Linked DNA regions of Mus musculus: regions 1, 2, 4 and 5 are each linked to region 3. A link is a loop called in an ENCODE intact Hi-C map of the cell type or tissue named here. Cell type or tissue: heart. All regions are shown on one strand. Region 1 has its middle 19 kb from the start of Cdk1. Region 2 has its middle 6.0 kb from the start of Ank3. Region 3 overlaps Ank3 (ankyrin 3, epithelial). Region 4 overlaps Ank3 (ankyrin 3, epithelial). Region 5 has its middle 82 kb from the start of Ank3.

The links. Hi-C counts contacts between places; a loop is a spot of excess contacts. Peaks named below come from ENCODE experiments on the same cell type or tissue, not always from the same donor. Only the 100,000 strongest peaks of a DNase experiment are listed, where the experiment ranks them.
Region 1: a loop joins it to region 3, with 4 times the contacts of the local background. A loop is called at or near these places in 17 of 42 quality-filtered maps.
Region 2: it touches region 3 in a loop (3-fold over the local background); 15 of 42 quality-filtered maps call a loop at or near these places.
Region 4: a loop joins it to region 3, with 2.6 times the contacts of the local background. A loop is called at or near these places in 3 of 42 quality-filtered maps.
Region 5: a loop joins it to region 3, with 8 times the contacts of the local background. A loop is called at or near these places in 32 of 42 quality-filtered maps.

What each region holds. Positions count from the first base shown.
Region 1 is chr10:69,370,062-69,374,061 of GRCm38, forward strand. No RefSeq gene overlaps it. Among named protein-coding and RNA genes, the nearest start is that of Cdk1, 19 kb to the left of the region's middle. In heart, a CTCF peak has its summit at 1,582 (motif pointing right); no DNase peak of the experiment used is centred here.
Region 2 is chr10:69,525,705-69,529,704 of GRCm38, forward strand. No RefSeq gene overlaps it. Among named protein-coding and RNA genes, the nearest start is that of Ank3, 6.0 kb to the right of the region's middle. In heart, no CTCF peak of the experiment used is centred here; no DNase peak of the experiment used is centred here; H3K4me3 peaks cover 367 bases; H3K27ac peaks cover 1,043 bases.
Region 3 is chr10:69,652,848-69,656,847 of GRCm38, forward strand. All of the region lies in intron 1 of Ank3 (ankyrin 3, epithelial), which reads left to right. Among named protein-coding and RNA genes, the nearest start is that of Gm33464, 92 kb to the left of the region's middle. In heart, CTCF peaks have their summits at 2,203 (motif pointing left) and 3,661 (motif pointing right); no DNase peak of the experiment used is centred here; H3K4me3 peaks cover 487 bases; H3K27ac peaks cover 1,480 bases.
Region 4 is chr10:69,580,177-69,584,176 of GRCm38, forward strand. All of the region lies in intron 1 of Ank3 (ankyrin 3, epithelial), which reads left to right. Among named protein-coding and RNA genes, the nearest start is that of Gm33464, 19 kb to the left of the region's middle. In heart, a CTCF peak has its summit at 1,518; a DNase peak (open chromatin) is centred at 3,925; H3K27ac peaks cover 475 bases.
Region 5 is chr10:69,450,002-69,454,001 of GRCm38, forward strand. No RefSeq gene overlaps it. Among named protein-coding and RNA genes, the nearest start is that of Ank3, 82 kb to the right of the region's middle. In heart, a CTCF peak has its summit at 2,372 (motif pointing right); no DNase peak of the experiment used is centred here.

The DNA of each region.
Region 1 (4,000 bases), 280 kb before region 3:
AAGCGACAGAAGGAAGTCGAATCGTTGTTAGTGGCAGAGTATTTAGACCAGCTCCTGGAGCACCACGGTGATTAGTTTCCGTTGAGACAGATGGAAAACCACTGTCCATCTGTCCATCCATTCTCACCTACCTGTATGTGCAGCTTTCGTACCATTGCTAGAATCTTCTCCTCAAGAGAGATGCGTATTTCAGCGTTGTAGTACAACAAGACTGTGTGTACTTCAACAACTCGATAGCGGAGAAAGCAATCCTGGCCTTCGGACACCTTCTCGTCCTTGCTGTGTTTATAAACATCTTCAGTTAGGTCATTGTCAATTTGTGGTGCTAATGTCACAACCACCCAAAGAAACCATAGCCCAGCTTTAAGTCCATGAGCTGAACGACTGCTGACACCTTCGCTCTCCTCTGTAGCCTCTCATCCTGCCGCCGTGGCCCCGCCCAAGTTGACTGCCCATGTCTGGACCCTTAGGTTTCATGTCCATTTAGTTTATCTATGTAGTCATTTAAACATTTGTATGTGTGTGTGTGAGAGAGAGAGAGATGTCCACACATGTGCAGGTACCTGGAGAGGCCACAAGAGGGTGTCAGATAATCAGAACCTGGAGTTATAGATATCAGTGAACCTGTTAAATTAAATATTAATAAAGCCCAGCTTGGGTCACTACCCGCCCCAATGGTTTATGTTCCCGGATGAAAGGCACACACAGCCTTTATATTTTACTGTGCCTTTAACCGTACAATTGCAGGGTCACTGCCTAATCTCCATGCTGTTAATCTCGATTTACTGCTTACTATGTTCTATCTTGAACGCTCAGGACCCAGTTGGGCAGCCCTCTGGGCCACGCTCTTCCTGCTCCTTCACACGACGGCCATGCCTCTCTGTCCTGCACTCTTCTCAGACATTACATGTCTCCTCTCTCTTCTCCATATGCTACCAAGAAGGCAGATCTCCTCCTCCCCCCACCCATCCAAGCCCAGGAATCCTAAAATCCCGCCTCTGTCCGTCCTCCACGGCTCTTGGCTGTTGGCATCTTTATTTACCAATCAGAACCAACGGGAGGCAGGTTCCCAGAAGTTATGTGCAGACACTAGGATAGTTTTTTTGTTTTTGTTTTGTTTTTGTTTATTGTTTTTTTGTTTTTTTGTTTTTAAGATTTATTATAGGTAAGTACACTCTAGCTGTCTTCAGACACCCCAGAAGAGGGCACCAGATCTCATTAAGGATGGTTGTGAGCCACCATGTGGTTGCTGAGATTTGAACTCAGGACCTTCGGAAGAGCAGTAAGCCATCTCTCCAGCCCACTAGGATAGTTTTGAGGGGACACAATTAGCATTCGTAATACAATCAACTGCACGAACCTCTTAGTGTGGGCTCCGGGGAACAGAGCTCTGGTCCCCTGGAAGAGTGTTTTTATCCGCTGAGGCATCTCCCCACCGCCACCACCACACATATTTTTTTTCACATTTTTTTTAGTATGCTGCCCAAGCTGGCTTTCAACTCGCAATCTCTTTGTCTGTCTCCGATCAGGTGGCTTTCCAGTCTTCCCTGGCTCTGTGGTGGAGAGCGCTACCACCCCCTACCACCGCTAGGGGGCAGCAGCGAACGGTTTCTGGTGCTTGGAAGCCGATACTCGGCTACTATTTGATTATTTGGTCATTAAACTGTTGGTGGTGGTGGTTTGTTTTGTTTTGAGAAAGTGTTTCTCTGTGTAACAGTCCTGGAACATACTGTGTAGACCAGGCTGACCTCAAATTCACAGACATCTGACTGTCTCTGTCTCCCAAAGCCTGGGATTAAAGGCATGTACTACCTACCTGCCGGCCTAAATGACATTTTTTTTTCCTGAAGAAATTTGTGTTTCAGTCTAACCTTCATAACTGCCAGCATATACAGGTCTATGCTCTTGCGCTGCGCATCTCCACTAGCGCTTAAGTTAGACTTCTTTACTTCCTTCCAAGTGTTGGTGATTTTTCATTTTCTGTATAACCTTGCCTGAGTTTTATCCATTTTTGCGTGTTCTTGGAGGCTTCAGTTAGAATTCGCACTCACAGCTTCATTCTAAACATCAATAATTTCTGCTCTTCTTTGTCCAGCCTGCGTTTCCTCTATTCACAGCAGTTTAGCATCTTGTCGTGTGGGAGGTGAGTTATAAAATCTCCCTTGTGAGGGCTGAGGAGGTGTTTCCGGGAGCGAAGAAAGGGCTTGCTAGGCAAGCACAAGGGCCCACGCTTGCACGGGGTGCGGATAGCTGGCGCACATCTGCAATCCCAGTGCTCTGACGGTGGGAAGTGAGAGGGACGGGGGACTCCCAGAAGCCGTGGGCCACATCACCTGCTATATGTAACACAGCTGCAAACAGTAAAGAGGCCCGGCTGTCTCAAACAAAGGGTAAAGATGGGGAGCTTTAAGCTACAGAGCGGTAGTGCAATCGGTTTCCTGTGTGTGTGTGTGTGTGTGTGTGTGTTGTTGTTGTTGTTGTTGTTGTTGTTGTTGTTGTTTGGCTTTTGTTTTTTCCTCGCCTTAAGTTCATTTGTAAAAACAGCACAGGACACGTGTCATCTGCAAATAGTGTGTAGGTAGGTGTGTCACAGCAGTTTGTCTTCCCACTGGCAAGAGCCTTTTCTATGGCGCCTTCCCAGAGGCCTGGGCACCTTTGGGAGCCTGAGCTGGAGCTGCAGCCTCTGCCTTGGGCTTTGGTTGGCAGAGCCTACGACCCTTAGCCACGTAGCTTTGAATCCGCTTCCCAAGCTTGGGGTGAGTGATGAAAGCCAGATGCTGAGTTTGAGGCCGGGGCCCTTTGGCATCTTGGGATTTGACTGCCTTCGGCTTCACAAGAGCCTCGATGGCGTCTGTGCGTGCACTCACTGCCTTTGCATTGTTAACTGGCATCTTCTGCAGGCTTTTCTTGTGCTTCTTGGCAAAGCGCATCTTCCTCACAAACCTGCGGTCAACCCCCTCAAGAGACTCGGGCTGGAGAGATGGCTCAGCGGTTAAGAGCACTGATTGTTCTTCCAGAGGTCCTGAGTTCAAATCCCAGCAACCAACCACATGGTGGCTCACAACCATCTGTAATGAGATCTGATGGCCTCTTCTGGAGTGTCTGAAGACAGCTACAGTGTACTTACATATAATAGATAAATAAATCTTTTTTAAAAAGAGAGATTTGAATTTTTGTGACTTGGGTTTCTTGATGCCGTTTCTGTGCCATTTGCAGGACTGGTTGTGTGTGGTGTGGTTCTTGGACTTGGCCGTGTCTGCACGGTAACCCGTGGCTCCCACAGCATCTGGGACCAGAAGAGAAAGCGTCCTGTGTGTGGTTTTAAGTCGTTAAGCATGTGCTAGTTTGTTTCAGCCATCTCTTCCTGCTGTCTAGCTGTTTAACCAAGGAGGATCCTTGTTTCTGGAGACAGAGGCTGATCATCAGAAGAAAGAACCAGAACAGGAGTCCGGGCGTGGTGGCGTACGCCTTTAATCCCAGCACTTGGGAGGCAGAGGCAGGCATATTTCTGAGTTCAAGGCCAGCCTGGTCTACAAAGTGAGTTCCAGGACAGCCAGGGCTATACAGAGAAACCCTGTCTCAGAAAACAAAACAAAAAAAAAAAAAAAAAAACCAGAACAGGGTTCGACACGTGGGAAGGAACAACTTGGAAGGTGGGTAAACCAGCTGGGGTGGCCCAGGAAAGCTCTCACACATTATGTAGGTATCCATGCAGGTAGTTTAACAAGAGTGGGGAGACAGCATGAAGCTAGAAAGGGGACCTCTTCTCTAGAAACTTGGTCTTAAAAGATATATCACAGAGCTTGGATTATAGCTGAGTGGTAGAATGTTAGCCGAGAATGTTGCTCAGCCTTGGTTTGGCTCCAGGGCACAGAAAGAGGGGAACAAAAGATGAATGGAAGGACGGACCCAGCCTGTGCCAATTTTCCTGACCATTGACTCTCGCTTGTAGGACTCTTTCACAGCCTGGTTTCTTTCTTCCCCTCTCCGACTGCATTGA
Region 2 (4,000 bases), 130 kb before region 3:
TTTTTTACCTGCAAACTTATGGTTTCTTTCTTTCTTTCTTTCTTTCTTTCTTTCTTTCTTTCTTTCTTTCTTTCTTTCTTTTTGATGTCTGAGAATACTCCATTGTGTAAATATACCACAATTTCTGGCTATGACAAGGAGCTGCAATGAAGATGGGTAAACAAGTAACCAACTCTGTGGTAGGATGAAATGTCCTTTGGGTGGATGCCCAAGAGTGGTAGAGCTGGATTTTGAGGTAGATCAGTCCCTGCATTCCTGAGGAACTGCCACGTCTCTTTACATAATGGCTGTCCAAGCTTCCAGTCTCAACAGGCCTGGATGAAGTGTCTCCCGTGTCTCCCTTACTCCGTATCCTCACGGATGTGAGATGTCATTTGTTTTATTGATCTTAGCCATTCTGATAGGTATAAGACTGAGGGACTGGGTTTGAAGAAGAAGCTGGAGTTATCATAGAGAGAGGAGCCTCCCTTGAGGAAATGCCTCCATGAGATCCAGCTGTAAGGCATTTTAATCCTGGGTTCTATTAGAAAGCAAGCTGAGCAAGGTAGGGGAAGCAAGCCAGTAAGCAGCACCCCTCTATGGGCTCTGCATCAGCTCCTGCCTCCAGGTTCGTGCCCCTTGTGAGTTCCAGTCCTGACTTCCTTTGGTGATGAACAGCTATATGGAAGTGTAAGCTGAATAAACCCTTTCCTCCCCAGCTTGCTTCTTGGTCCTGATGTTTTGTGCAGCAATAGGAACCCTGACTAAGACAGAAGGGGAGTGAAGATCTGTAATTCACAGGCTAATTCACTGACTTATTTGTTTCTGTCGGGCATGGCTGGCAGGTTCCCAAGCAATTCAATATATGCTTATTTTGATCATTACATCATCTTCTGGATTTGTCTTGGTCCCTGACCCATCTGTACCCAGTCAGATGAGTGAGATGAAATAATGTATTCCAAAGCAGTAGCAAATAATAGGTTCCCGGTATTCAGGTTATGACATGGAATTCTTAATTGTATTCGCACCAACTGTAATATAGAGTTGTAAGATTCTGTGAAATACGGTTTAAATTGGTTTTAAGGGTGTGATTTCTTTTCCAGTCTCTTTTATTTCATCAGCTGTTAGAATAGGGGCATCAGAAATAATACGTGACCTGGACTATGGGCAGTTGAGAACTGCTCCTTTGGATGCGGTAGAGCTATAACTATCTGATTTTCATGAAAGTTTTCTATAACATCAAAAGACTATGAAGCAAGCCCACTAATCTCACTTGGGTGTGGGCCAAATAGAAGCAGCCATACTTCTGGTTCATTTGCATGTTGGTACTGTTAGGATACTTTGACAACCAAGACGCTCTCTTCAGAACGGGTCTCGGTAGCTCTGTCTAAAATCATTTAGGATCCTTGCTGTTGCTAAGTAAAACACAGGGATTTGGGGAAGATCAAAGGCATGATTCACCAGTCCCTCATGTGTGAAGAGTCCTGCCAATATCACTGGCCTCTAAAAAGAATTGTTAGTCTAGTGAAAGAAAATTACCCCGCCCTAGACAGCCACACCGGTAGAGTTTCAGGGAAGGAAGTATCAAAAAGGAGTCCGCCCACTTGCTAGCTAGCCTCTTTGAACGCCTGTCTCTCCCTGTTTTTCTAATCCACTTGGATTATATCGTTATACTTTAATGGACACAAGGCTGAACAATCAGGAAAGAAAGGAGACCCAGGAAAACAGGAAAGTCCTGCTACGTACGCACCTGCCCGAAACTTCCAACACACATAGAAATGGAACAGGGACATTAAGCCATATCCGAGAGAGAGCAGTGCGTACAACTAAGCTGGGTCTTAGAAGCTATAGCGTAGATGCTCGTTAGATACCTGGCAGAGCATGCGTGTATTAGACAGCAAGCTGGACTCAGTGTTTTATTTCCTGTCTATACCTGCCTGAATCTTCAGGCACACAAGCAGATGTGCAAACGTCAGTGTGTCATTTTGCAATGAGAAGCATCAAGGACTTCAAAGGAAAGTGTATTTCCTGAGCTGTTTGCACAGCACAAGGAAAAAAAAGGCTAGTTAGTATGTGACTTTGACGTCTACGTTACACTGTTTCCACTGTTGTCTGCTGGCTGTGGGTCCCAGCTTCTCTTTGGAAGTGTTGGGCAGATAGAGGAAGGAAACATGGTGGTGGTGTGATGGTTAGCACTACGTTTTACATTTAAATTACTGTGCCTAAGAGATCTATGAGACAAAAATGCCTCCGTCCTGTAAGCCCCACCTGCCCGAGGAGATAGCGTTCTGGGATGCCGGAGCCTGTTCGCATAAGACAACAAGCCAGGTGTTTTCACTCTGTAAACAAGCATGGGTCCTTCAACTGCCCAGGATGGGCTTGATCACACCCAGTGGTAGCCAGAAGGTGCTTAGGCAGGAAGTACCGCAGGATGTACGCTCGTTCCTGATTGGACGAAAATGGGAACTATGTAGCCAGCATGGGTTTTGCCTTTATAAGTTCCTGAAATACTGGGTATAGATCTCTTAAGTATTCATGAACCCGGTCAATATTTTTAATAAAAGCTTGCTTCAACTTTGGCTCAAAAATTGTGGTAGCGGGCTTATTCTTACCCAGTGGGATAAACAGTGGTTGTGCCAGAGATAACCCCCAAATCATCACTAGCCTAAGTTAAAGATGAAAAGCAAAATTCCACTGACTACCTGTTCCACCTGTGGTTTCACACAACGTGGGGCACAGTCTATGCCAACACCCCACAGAGAGGGTTCTCTCAGCTGTACCCGAAGAACCATCACTATATGTCCTTTCTAATTTAAAGCAAACCTTTGGGGTGCAAGGGTGTGGCCTAGCTGGCAGAGAGCGGATCTAGAACATACCAAACCCCAAGTTTGTTCTCTAGCCCTGCATAAGCTGGTCATGACGGTGCTCAAGCCTACAGTCCCAACAATCAGAAGGCAGAGGCAGGAGGATCAGGAGTTCCACCATCCTTGGCTACAAAGCACATTCAAGGCCCCCCCTGGACTCATGAAAGCTTGTCTCAAAAATACAATAACAGAGGGAGGGAGGGAAGGAGGGAGGGAGGGAGCAGGGTGTGTGTGTGTGTGTGTGTGTGTGTGTGTGTGTGTGTGTGTATGTGTGTAAGGAGGCCCAGCTTGTTTAACCAATAATAACTGAATCTGATCTCAGGGCAGTTTCACTTTAAGCTCTGGGAGAGTCTGGTGTGGAGTAAAGCTCTACAAGGAACTGGCTGGGTGACCCCGGAAGGTCAGAGATCAGAGGTCAGATTCCAGGGCTTCCAGGAAAACAGCCCGTTTTATCTTGAAGTCCCTAGGTATTTTTGATGTTGAAGAATAATGAAGAATGTTAAAGCATGTTATTTCCAAGAGTTAGCAAGTGTGTCATGTCAGTTCCCCAGCCCACAGCAGAAATCCCCAGCGGCCTGGTCAGAGAAATAAAACGAGTCGAACCATTCGGGTATGTCTCCCGAATGGCAAAAAGAAGTTGTTTTACTTTTTTAATTTTATTTTATTATTTTTTTATTTGTTGTCTTTTGGCACTCGAGCCTTGGCCAGGAAACTACTGGGTTAGTTTTCCGTAGAATTTTATGTAGAAGATAACTTAAAAAAAAAAAAATTGTTTGCTGTTAACCTGCCCGTGCTTTCCCCATGGTAAGCGACTTTCATTTTAAAAATAGAGCAGTTCCAGGAGAGTTGACCGGGCTCTGTGTCCTCTTATGAGAGTTACTTATTTTAAAAATAGAACCGTCTCAGATTGGTATCAAATACCTGATGGCCGGGTCTTTAATCGGTGCCGAACAAGTAAGTAGCCTGCCTATGGGGTGGCGTTTCCTCCTCTGTGAACTCCTGGAGTCTCGCTTTTCATTTGGATAATTTCATTGCACACAGCTTAAACCATCTTCTTAGGTTATATTTAACTTCTCTAAGGGCTGGAGAATTTTCTAATTTGGGAGTTTAAAAAAAAAAGGAGGTTGCCATTGGTAAGTAGTTAACACTTAACATTT
Region 3 (4,000 bases):
GGCAAAGGTTTGTATTTTAGGCAGATAACTTCCTGCTTCCGAAACATTTCTCATACGCAAACCCCAGAGCTATCCAAGGATCAAGTACAGTTGCCCAATGCCTAAGTAAAGGCGTCTAAGTGGCACTTGGCTGCCAGGTACTTGCTGGCTTCCATTCCACCTTTTAAAAAGATGTTCTTATTGAGGTTGCCCACAGCAACAGCAGGAGGGTCTGATCTCTTTCCTCTAGGTAATACCCCCTCCCCACCCCACCCCGCCCCAAACAACCTTTTGGGTTGGGTCTGCCTTCAAAAACCTGTCTTGCCAATGCTGCTTGAGAGACTTAGTCAGCTGCAAGGTCTGCAATGCAGAGCAAGCAAAGAGAGGGGAGGGAGGGAGGAAGGGAGGGAGGGAGGGAGGGAGGGAGAGTGAGTGGGTGGGGAGGGGGAGTGTCAACAATTGCATTTTGATAAAGCTGTCACTGAGTGTCCTTTTCAACTGACAATTGTTGCCAGAAAGTCTCGGAATCCGTCTTCAATCTGGGACTCCTAGGACTCCGCAGTAATCCCAGGAATAGACAGACAGGCTCGTGGCTTTTGTGAAAAATACCAGGTGCTCCCAGATGGGTGCTAACCTAGTCCCAGTGAGGCTGTTCTGGCCCTGGTGAGGAATGTGGCCACGGGGCATGATGGAGCCTGCTCTGAGAGATGATTTTTTTTTAACCCATTGGATGCACATATTCCATTCTGATAGATGAGATAGTTTTCTGCTTGAAAAGAGATGTTTCCTATTCTGTTCTTTAAGAAAGAAGGTGTGTGTGTGTGTGTGTGTGTGTGTGTTGGGGGTGCCTTTAAAAAACTGGCCTTTTTTTATGGCTGCAAAGTAGAAAAACTCTTTACATTTTAAAACTCCACATGAATAACCAAGTATAGGAAGGATTAGGGAATAAAGACACCAAGCCCCTGGGTTTACTGTGTTCTCAGAGTGGGTGCTCAGCAGGTCCCAGGCTGCCTGGCCGTCCCTTGCTGTTGCTCCCCTGAACAGAGGTTGTCCTTTTGAGAGAGTAAGTGGCTCCTGGAGACCAACACTGCTGATAAATACCAATGATTGCATTTCGTACTCTGAACATACAGCCCATCCTGTGTCTCTGAGTCCTCTTCCAGCCAGTGAGACACCAGAGAGCTGCTGTCTGTCTTCAGTGGCCGTGTTCTGTTCCCGATTAATGTGCTGGTGGCAGACCCAGGAGACAAGACTGACCCTCTCTTGGGTTCCTGTAGAAACTTCCCTCATGACTCAGTTGAGCTAAAAAGGCAGAATTACTATGGTCCCCTGTTGAGGGGACCTTGCATCTGGGGGTTACGCAGAAGTTCCTGCCTGAGGGGGAACTACAGAGATTTGGGGATCCCTGCTGGTGTGATGTACAAATAGGAATTTTAGTTTCAATTTGTCAGTGAGGACTTAGGAATGGTTCTATGATGGAGTGAGCTTTATTTATTTTATGCACGTAAGCACACAGTTGCTATCTTCAGCCACACCAGAAGAGGGCATCAAATCCCACTACAGATGGTTATGAGCCACCATGTGGTTGCTGGGAGTTGAACTCAGGACCTCTGGAAGGACAGTCAATGTTCTTAACCACTGAACCATCTCTCCAGCCCCTCCCCTGGAGAGATCCCTGCTGTCAACTGAAGTACTTACTAGAACCTTATAGGTCCCAAGCACTGTGTTCTGACTTTTCTTAAATGTAAGCGTTTCAGATGCATCTTTTTCTTATGACTCAAAGTATTAATAAGCTGGATCTTCCGACCTGCCGCAGAATCAAAGCTTGTCACAGGATAAAGCCAGCTCTGGAACATGGCCAGGTGTCTTCCTTTTACAGTTACATGGTTATGATGATGGCAGACACTCATTTTTAAAACAGATAAAATACAAAACCGTGTATGCTTATGTACATGTTTGTACACACCTCCAAAGCTTCAGAAATCTAATTTATGGCCATAAAAATGAGCAATGTGGGATTTCTGCAGAGCAGCTATTTGATTGACGGAAACAACACGAAATTAGGACTTTCAAGGGCTCCGTGGATGCCCACGACCTTTAGTTGTTTACTTTTCAAAATTATGTTACACTAAGCCTCATAAAGAAAATCCAAGACTACTTTTCATAGCATGCTCGAAGAATCAAAGGAACAACCGCTCCCCCTAGTGGCCAATGGTAAATTAGCAACAAAAAGAAATTGCATTAAAATTCCAAACACAGAGGAAAACCGTTCACTCCAGAGGAAGCGCAATCTAAGGGTAGGCACTGGGATACCGACTTTGTGCCTCTGTGTATTTCCAAGCAGTTCTTGGCCAAGCTGCTTCTCCTTTTTCTGTTGGAAGTGTGACGCACAAGTTTGTGGTTGGTTTAAAGGCATTTGGATTTTTTGCATGTAGCAAGGGTGCATATTTTTGTTATGATTCTTTGACACAGAGTCTTGGAACAAAACAAACAGATGTGAATACTCTCCTTAATTTATGATAAAAAGCCTAGGTCCAACAGAGAAAGTGCCATTGTGTTCTCCAGTTATCGCTGTGGTGTACCTGAGACACTCAATCAGTAGGAGGAGGTGACGTCAGCTTCACAGCTCTCCAGAGTCCAGCCTGCAGTCACTGTTCTGGCATTTGAAGCCTGGATGGGGTGGCACCTCGTATTGGGGTTTATTGCAAAGCAGATCCACTCCCCTCATCCCAAGAGTCAAAAGAGAGTAATTGCCACAATCCATTGCCAGGACACATTCCTGAGTACCTGAGATACCCCCCCCCCCTTGTGCTCTGTGTCCTAAAGGTCTGAAGTAGCCCCAGCTACTGTTACCCCAGGGTCCAAGCCTACTCATACGGACTGTGCACATCCAAACTAGGGAAGCTTGTAAAGGCTTTGTTTTGAACTGTGTGCACGCATGTGTGTGTTTTCATTCATCTTGTGCTGATGTGTGTGCTTGCATGGGCATGCTAGAAACCAACCTTTAGTGCTGTATTCTATGGGAATCTTCCATCTTGATTTCTGGGGTGTGGTTTCATACTGACCTAGGGCTCACAGATGACTGCCTCTACTGACAGGCAAACTCTGCTCCAGGGATTTACCCTCTCTGCTTCTCTGGGGCTGGCTAGGTGCTTAAATCATGTGGTAGCCCCCTTTACCTGGGTTCTGGGGACCCAAGCTTTTATAAGAAGCACTTCACTGATAGAGCCATCTTCCCAGCCCCTCCTGCGGTTGTTTTAGGTTCCTTTTTCTTTTCTTTTCTTTTCTTTTCTTTTCTTTTCTTTTCTTTTCTCTTCTCTTCTCTTCTCTTCTCTTCTCTTCTCTTCTCTTCTCTTCTTTTCTTTTCTTTTAAAGTACATACAATGTCAATGGCAACTATCTGGGACATTTTTCTATTAAAATGTGTTTATTGCTTAAAATGGCAAACTCAGCTCTAGAAAGTCATTGCAAGTTGAAACTTTCTAATTAATACGGTTTTAGACACATCTCTGAAGATTTTTTTCCGAATGAGAATAAACCAGTGGCCACAAAGGACAGGAAAAGAGAGTAAATCTCACATGATAGAGAAAGCAAAAGTGGGCATATCGTCATACATGCTTAGAGTTTTGAAGCTTACCAAATACAGTTCAGAGCTAGCAAGTCATTGGCCATGCACTTTTGCAAACACTAGGGGGCAGTGTTACAGACAGCAGGGAGACTGGACTGGACAGGAATTTAGATTTCTTGCTGCACTTACAAATGGGTACTGACACTTATGGGCTGTTTATATACGTCAGTTCCCACTATTTTCAGCATTCTGTTAAGAACTGAACATCCTTTAATAGGAGTTCTGTCCAGGGAATTGCTGGGGGGGGGGGGGGAGGAAGAAGGGGAGGAGGCAGAGAGGCATGGGAAGAGAGAGGAGAGAGAGAAAGGGAGGGAGGGAGAGGGAGAAAGAGAGGGAGAGGGAGAGAGGGAAGAGAGAAGAGAGAAGAGAGGGGGAGGGAATGCCAGATACAGG
Region 4 (4,000 bases), 73 kb before region 3:
TCACATGACATTTTATTTCCTCAACTTTCCAGATTCAAATATCCTTTCTTTATATAGTACCAGAAGGAGTTTAATTCATTTGGCCTGTTTCCCTTGACCCAACACCAGGCAGTCTGGCCTAGTTCCCCTTGATGCAGAGATAGAGATCTCCTGTCTGAAGAGAATAACTGAACTCACAGAATGTGCCCCCAGCTCAGCTTCTCTGGGCTCCACCACACCTCCTGTGATGTGGGCGTTGTATTTTTTTTTCCAGGTGGTAGGACAGTTAAATTTCTGTCCAGAGTCATGGCTTAAACATCAAGAACCAAAGTCTGTGGTCTAGTAGTGAAAACTCCTTTTGTGGTAACTGTTTGACAAAGCCTGGGTATATCTTTATCTCAGAGGTACGACAATTACAAAGGACAGAGCCAGGTTCTAACATCTTTGGTAATGGCGTTAGCTTGGGGCATGTAGTAGGGTTACATGTATTGTCTGTCTTCTTTCTGGCATGTGTGTTGATGGCTCAGCGGGTAAAAGCACTGATCATGCAAACACAAGAGTCTGAGTTCAAACCTCCCAGAATCCATGTAAGAGTTAACCACATAGTATTATTCATGTGCATACACACACATGCATACATACACACACATGCACACATGTGCACACATGTACAAGCACACACACACACACACACACACACACACACACACTAAAAGCAGGTTCACTCTACCCCAGTAGGTTTTCTCTCTGACTGGAAGAGTTTGTGCAGCAATTTCCCATAGTGCTTTTTTTTTTTTCAGCTCAGAGAAGAACGTCCATTGGTTTTTCTGAGATTTTTCTAACTCATAGCTGGGGTTATTAATATTGAGAATCTCAGTTGAAAATTTTATGTGGTTTCTGATGGAGAAGAATGTTTTTAAAATCTGTCTTGTTTCAGGATGATTGTTGGCAATGATAACAGAGTCGTCTCAGTTTTTTTTTTTTTTTTTTGACCAAACAAGGAGTTTTCTAGTTGCATATGTAAATATACATTAACTTAGACAGCCAATGCTGTCCATAATTTCTCATGCAAGGGTAGAGGCTTTGTCAAAGGAATTAATGTTAGACCAGATTACTACAGGGAAAATAAAGTATATAAGTTGTATTTTAATACTGAGTATCAACTTATTAATTCATGTGTTCATTGACAGCTTCATACATGTATGTAATGAATTTTAGTCATTTTTATCCTCATACCCTGTCTCACCCCTCCTTCCTCTTCCTGCCAAGCCAACACCCTCCCACTTCCATGTCTTTCTGTGCCCATCTCCCACACGTGCTTGCATGAATGTAGGTGAGAAGTTTTCTGCTGGATCATGAGAAACTTTTCAGTGGCTACACCACTGGGGAAACCACCCCACTCTGACCCCAGGCCCTACCAGTGGCTCCTCAGAGACTGGTGGGGCCCACCAGGTAGAGAGACTCCAAGTGTTTAAACCTGGACATGTGGAGGACATTGCACTATTTTTTAAAAATTGTACTACGTTACTTATTTTCATTTTGTGCATGCAGTACCCATGGAGGCCAGAAGGGGACAAATGGATCCCTTCAGAACTGACAGTCGTTAGTGGCCATGGGGGTGCTGGGAATTGAACTCAGGACCTCTGGAAGAATAGTCAGTGGTCTTAACCACTGAGCCATCTTTCCAGACCTGACATTTCACTTTCAAACCATAACTAAACTCTATCCATCCATCCATCCATCCATCCATCCATCCATCCATCCATCTATTTACATCAGGTCCAAGAATTTCATGCAATGAGTATCATATTCAGACTCCCACCCTCAATTCTTTCTAAGTTATTTCCCTCTTCCCTTCACTCCCAATTTTGTATTTCCAGTCCCACCATGTGCCACCAAATCAAGGTCAGTATTTGGTGTTCAAATATTATTGCAACCTTCCATTGTCTTGTGATCAACTCATCGGGCACTCCATTCCCAGAGAAAAGTAAGTGATAGCTCTTTTCCTAGCATCCAACAATTAATTGCCAATAACTCCTTTTTTCAGCCACAAGCATAAGACTTTATTCAGCCAGCCATGTTTATGGTTCCTTTCCCCTCCCACACCCCACTCCCCTCATGCTATTTGCTCCGTTGCCAGCTCCACGGTACCAATGCATTGTGGGTTTGCTCCAATTTACCTAGTAACCAGACTGACCTAGAGTGGTGTGCCGACATCCCAAAGCCCTTCCTTGCAGACTTGGTTCTCTTATTTTAGCCCAGAAGAGTCTTCTTTTCTGAAATGTGTTACCGTTTAGGTTTTCCAGCCAAGATGAGAACTAGCAATGGCACTGGAGGAAGAGAAACCTGGGAGGAGAAGGGCTTTCATCATCTGCTGAACACGAGCCTTCCGCAGCTGCCTTCTAATGCGGTCCAAGGAGAGTTTGTCCATATTGACCTTAGAATGGTCCGGGGTTTGTGTGCAGATAAGATACCCAGTACTTGTGGATGTCCACCATTTATTAAGTCTCCAGTTTCTTTAGTAAGAATCTCTTTTAGGGGCTGGGGAGCTGGCTCAGAGGTTAAAGTGCTGACTGTTCATACATGTGTGAAGAATATAGTTCCTGAGCAGCCATGGAATTGTCGTGTGGGTGTGGAGTGTGGAGGCTCATCTGTAACCCTGGAGTTTATGGGGAGACAGAATATCCCAGAAGCAAGCCTGGTAGCTAGAGTAGCCAAATTATCGACCCCTGGGTTGAATGATGGAGTTCCGTCTCTATGAATAAGGTGGAGAGAAATCAAGGAAGACACCTACATGAACCTCTGCCCCTTAGTGGGTGTATATACATGTGTGCCTACATATATGCAGGCATGCACGTACCCATGTAACACACAAGCGAGAAAGGATCTTTTTATTTGTTTATTTTTTGTTTGCTTGCTTCTTTGTTTTCCAAGACAGGGTTTCTCGGTGTAGCCCTGACTGTCCTGAAACTTCCTCATGTAGACTGGGCTGGCTTCGAACTCAGAAATCCACCCGTCTCTGCCTCCCTAGTGCTGGGTTTAAAGCTGTGCACCACTGCCACCTGATGAAAGAGCCTCATTTAACCAGACAACTTTTTAAAGTGATGGCGACTTATGGAATGCTCGTGTGACCACATCCTTCTGTTTCATCAACAGAAACAGGCATGCCACAGGCATATTCCCCTTTGTTCATGAATGCTGTTGTTTACAAAGAAAGCCCCTTTGTACAAACCTACTTATGTTCACACCAGAAAACGTCGCAAAAACAAAAACACAAAAAAACCAAAACCAACCAAACCAAACAAAAACCACTTAGAACTTTGAGCAGAAAAGCATGAGGGTCATTTCAGTGGAATTTCAAGTTCACCTATCTAGTTCCCTTAGTGGCTTGCATTTCCATTTTTAACATAAGTTACAGAAAATGGAGAGCCAAATAACACTTTATTCTTCATGGGGGTTCAATGGCCAACCTCCCCGTTCCTTATAGAAGAGGCTTCAGATCCATGCGTTTGTTTCCATCTTCCAGGTTGCTATGTGTTAACACTTATCTTCCTATGTAGGTCTCCTCATCCTTCCATAGGTTCTTGGAGACATGCTAGCTATATGTATGTCCATGCAAGGATGCTCGCCCTGCTATCTACAGAGTTTTCTATTGAGTCATATCATCACGGTGAAGCCTTAGGAGGGTTGAAAAATCCATCTTCAGTCTTCCTTAGGCAGATGAGAAGAAGCAGGCAGCAGCTGGGATCAGGGACCAGTCAGCACAGGCGAGGACTCAGTGAGCCTTGTGTTACACAGAACATAGCAAGCAGTTCAGGGCATAAGTGCAAATGGCTCAAAGCCAGACGGTGGGTGCATAGCCAAAGCTGGGGTCAAAGGTGAAAGGGAAAGCTAGTGTCACAGTTTCGAACAAACAGCGGTTGTGGGACATGGGGCACAAGTTGACATTTTTGAATTTAGCATAGGGGATGGACCATAAGAGGCCAAGTGACCTATGCAGAAATCTGGCCCCAAAGCACGC
Region 5 (4,000 bases), 200 kb before region 3:
AGCTAACATTGCTAAACTCTCTAGTGGGCACAGTACGTTGATGCTTTTCCCAGAGAAGAAACTGAATTCCAAATCCTCCACAGTGTCCTTAACTGGTGACAGAAAAATACTTAGAGTCATAGGCACCAAGAGCACCATGTCGTCCCTCTCTTTTATTTCATGTTCGTGGTACATTTTCTGATGTTTGTTTGTACCCACGTCACCTGCTTCCTTAGCCAGCGTGTCCTATTTATCATCGTTTCTTTAGAAGGACCTAGCTAGCATTGGGGAGATGGGGGAATGTTTTTTGTAATGGTCAGAGAGTAAATCATGTAAGAATCACAGACCAGTGTATCTCAGCCTTCCTAATACACTTGCCTAATAAACTTCCAATGCACTTCCTCATGTTGGGGTGACCCCCAACCATAACATTATTTCATTGTTACTTTGTAACCGGAACTGTGCTACTGTTTGTAATGTAAATATCTGATATGCAGGATATCTGATGTATAACCCCCGTGAAAGGGTCATTCGACCCCCCAAAGCGCTCACAACCCATATGTTGTGAACCACTGGCGTAGACTCCTCTAGAACTTGACTCTGCTACTGCAGCTCAAGGTTAAGTCCAGTTTGCAAATGAGCCACCTCCCTTGGTTCTGTTCCAATACAACTTTATAAAGACAGGTAGCAGACTGGGTCTGGCCAGTGCTTGGGGACCCCAGTCTTCAAGTCTGACAGTTTTAACCACCAGGGCAGGCTGTCCAGTAGAGAGCATCGATCCTGGCCTCAGTGGCTCTTTGTATGAATGTTTGTATCCTGCTTCTGTTTTCTAGCCAGGAGGATTAAGCAGAAACTCCTACCTACTCTAGACATTGGGGCCTCGGGCCGTCTCCCTGCAGAAAAGATAGCAGAAGTTGATGGAACTGAGCCGAGCCTCCCCTTAGAGTAGTGGCTCTTAACATTTCCTAATGCTGAGACACTTTAATACAGTTCCTCATGGTGTGGTGACACCCCTCCCCAACCGGAAGATTATTTTCATTGTTACTTAGTAACTGCAAGTTTGCTACTATAAACCACATTGCAAGCATCTGAATTTCTGATGCTCTTAGGTGACCCCTGTGAAAAGGTCGTTCCACTCCCTCAAAGAGGGGGGACCCGTTCCCTTAAAGCATCTTTTAGAGGCCACACCTAATTGCACAGGGAGCAGGGAGGTTCAGTCCTCTCGTGAGCCTAGAGGACAAGAGGCAGGTGCTGCCTAATGACCGGGAGCATTCTGAGAAGTGAGTCCTTGTGCAAACAGCCAAGTGTGCACTCACGCTAACCTGGGCTGTGTAGGTCAGTCACTTGACCCAGCTTCTTGATGCAGTCAAGAGACAAGGCAAATATGAGATGTGAGGCTGAGCCAGAGTCAACCTATCATATGGCCTTAGGATAAATATTGTTTAAAAAATGCAGGTAGGGAAGGTTACTCCAAGGACACACAGTATCAGTTTGATGAACTCAAATCAGTAGCATTGTTACAAAGTATTAGCACTGTTAGTAGTATGTGTCACTTTCATATGCCTGCCAGGGCTGCAGAGTTAACTGGGGGCAGTATTGCCATAGTTGGCAGAGGAGGAATGTTTTGAACCAAGGGGTTACAGTGGCCAGCTGATGAACATAACCATCTGCAGACATCTTTGAGGTATGTGTCTGTGGCACCAGAACTCAAGGTCACCCTTGGCTACAGGACATTTGGGGCCACCCTGGGCTACATTTGCCCCAGTTTCAATAAAGAAACCAAGAGATGGTGTTTAACAAGACCCAATGGCATAAATTGGTTTCATGTTAGACATTGTTAGTTTTGAAGGATTTCTAAGTTTTTATATTCTACCTTCTGTTGTCTCTTCTTAACATACGTATATATGGTTTTACAGGAAATCCTAGTCTTATAAAAATACTTAGATATTGTCAATTATTAACATATTAAGTGGCAACTACGTTGGAGTAACTATTACTGTTCTAATCAGTGATTTGTGTAAAAAACTATCAAATTAATTTTGTGTTACATGGGCTGAGAATGTAGCTCAGAGGGCTTGCCTCGCATGTACAAAAAACATGATTTTAGCCTCAGGACCACCTGAGCCAAAAGTGATGGTGTATGTCTATAATCCCAGTTCTGTCAGTTTCTGTGGAGGTGGAGGCAGGAGGATCAGACCAGAGATTCAAGGTTTCCTCAGGTATATAGTGAGTCTGGGGACAGCTTGAGCTACATAGAATCAGGTCTCCAGAGAGATGGAGAGAGAGAGAGAGAGAGAGAGAGAGAGAGAGAGAGAGAGAGAGAGAGAGAGAGAGAGAGAGAGAGAAAGAGAGAGAGAATATCACGTCAGCCAGTAGATGGCACTGTGGTGTCATGCTTGAAGAGAAGCTACAGGCGTGACCATTTGTCCTCACTGCAATCTGGCACAATTAAGGCAAAAATGACTTCATATTTCATTTAGAAAAATACAATTTAATAAACAAGCAGATAGGCTTTAACAGAGTTCTGGCAAGCCTTTCTTCCTTGTTTATAACCAGCATCCCCATTGCCTTTGGTGTCTTAGCTTTCCCCGAGGTTAAGCATGTCTTCTTCACCCCGTTCCGTGTATAAACCCAATTACTTGACCACGAGTGTTGCAGTTTACAAGCACCCAGATGTTTTACTGTTATCATTCCTTCGGTTCAAAGTATATCCATGAAAAAGTTTGTGTGGTCTATGATGACACACACATGTATGTATATATGTCTATGTATGTACACATGCACCGCCCTCCCCCTCCCCCACTACAGTTTCAGCCAGCTGCAGAGTATAATATGTTACAAAGTCTAAAATACCAGGGCTAGGACCTAGCCCAAGTTGTAGTGTGCAAGCCCAGCATGCAAGAGTCTCTAGATTCCATTCCCAGCACATATAAAATTGTGTGTGACTGCACATAACCCCAGCACGTGGGCAGTAGAGGCAGAAGGATCAGAAGAAGGTCAAGGCACTTCTTGTCTACCTAGCTGGAGTCCAGATCCTAGTTCAAATAATAAAACAAAGTAAGTTTCCATGAAAGTACTCCCTGCAGGTCTCTTCTGCATGTCCTGCCTGCTGGCACTGCGGTCCACAGCAGCGTGGCTCGCTCTGAGCACTCTGCGCAGACTCTCTTGGTAGCTTCAATAGGGATGTCCGGAGAACACCGCCTAGACTCCTCTTCCTTGCTCTTTGCAGCTTCTCTGGTACTTCTCGGCTGTGGCTGTCGCGGTGCTTGCTTTCTTGGCTGTGGTAGTGTATGCTGACCCACATTCCCTCTTTTCCAGAAGGGACAACTCCCTGAATGTTGAAGTCCCACGGATCACAATGACCTCCCACAGTTTTCTTTCAATCCAGAAATCAAGTCTTTGGCTCTCTCCATCTTGGGGTCTGCATGAGGGGGTTTGCATTTTGACAAATGATACAGGCCCCAAACCGGGGCACTCCATATTTTCCTCCCACAAAAAGCTTTCTGAAAGCAAACTCACTTCTCAGGATATTCCCAGATTTCTCGTGGCTCCATAAGTCCCAGATCTTCAACACTGTCCTGTGTGATCTGTCCTCAGTTTGAGCATTCCTCGCATCTTGTGGGTGTCAGCCTCAGCAGGCTTTTTATCTAATTTGCTACACAGGCCTTTGGCAACCAACCTGTAGACCTTGGGGCACACTCTCCTTTCTGCCTGGTGTTCCCCATGCAGCACTGCATGAACTTGGCCACGCCCACTGTTAGTCACATGTCCCCACAAACTCCTCCCCTGTCCTCCCAGGTGACCTGGGGTCTTCCTTCTGTGGCAGATCCTTACCTAGTTCCTATCTATTCCAGCACATTTTTCCCCCCTCAGCTCTGAATGCGTTTTTGCACACTGCCGTTTTCTGCGGTGTGATAGGCCACGCAGTGCAGTCTGACCAGCTGGCTCTCTGTTGTATTCCCAGCAACCTTCCGGGGACGGCCGGGCTGGCATCCACTTACTGAGAACTGTGGGAAACAAG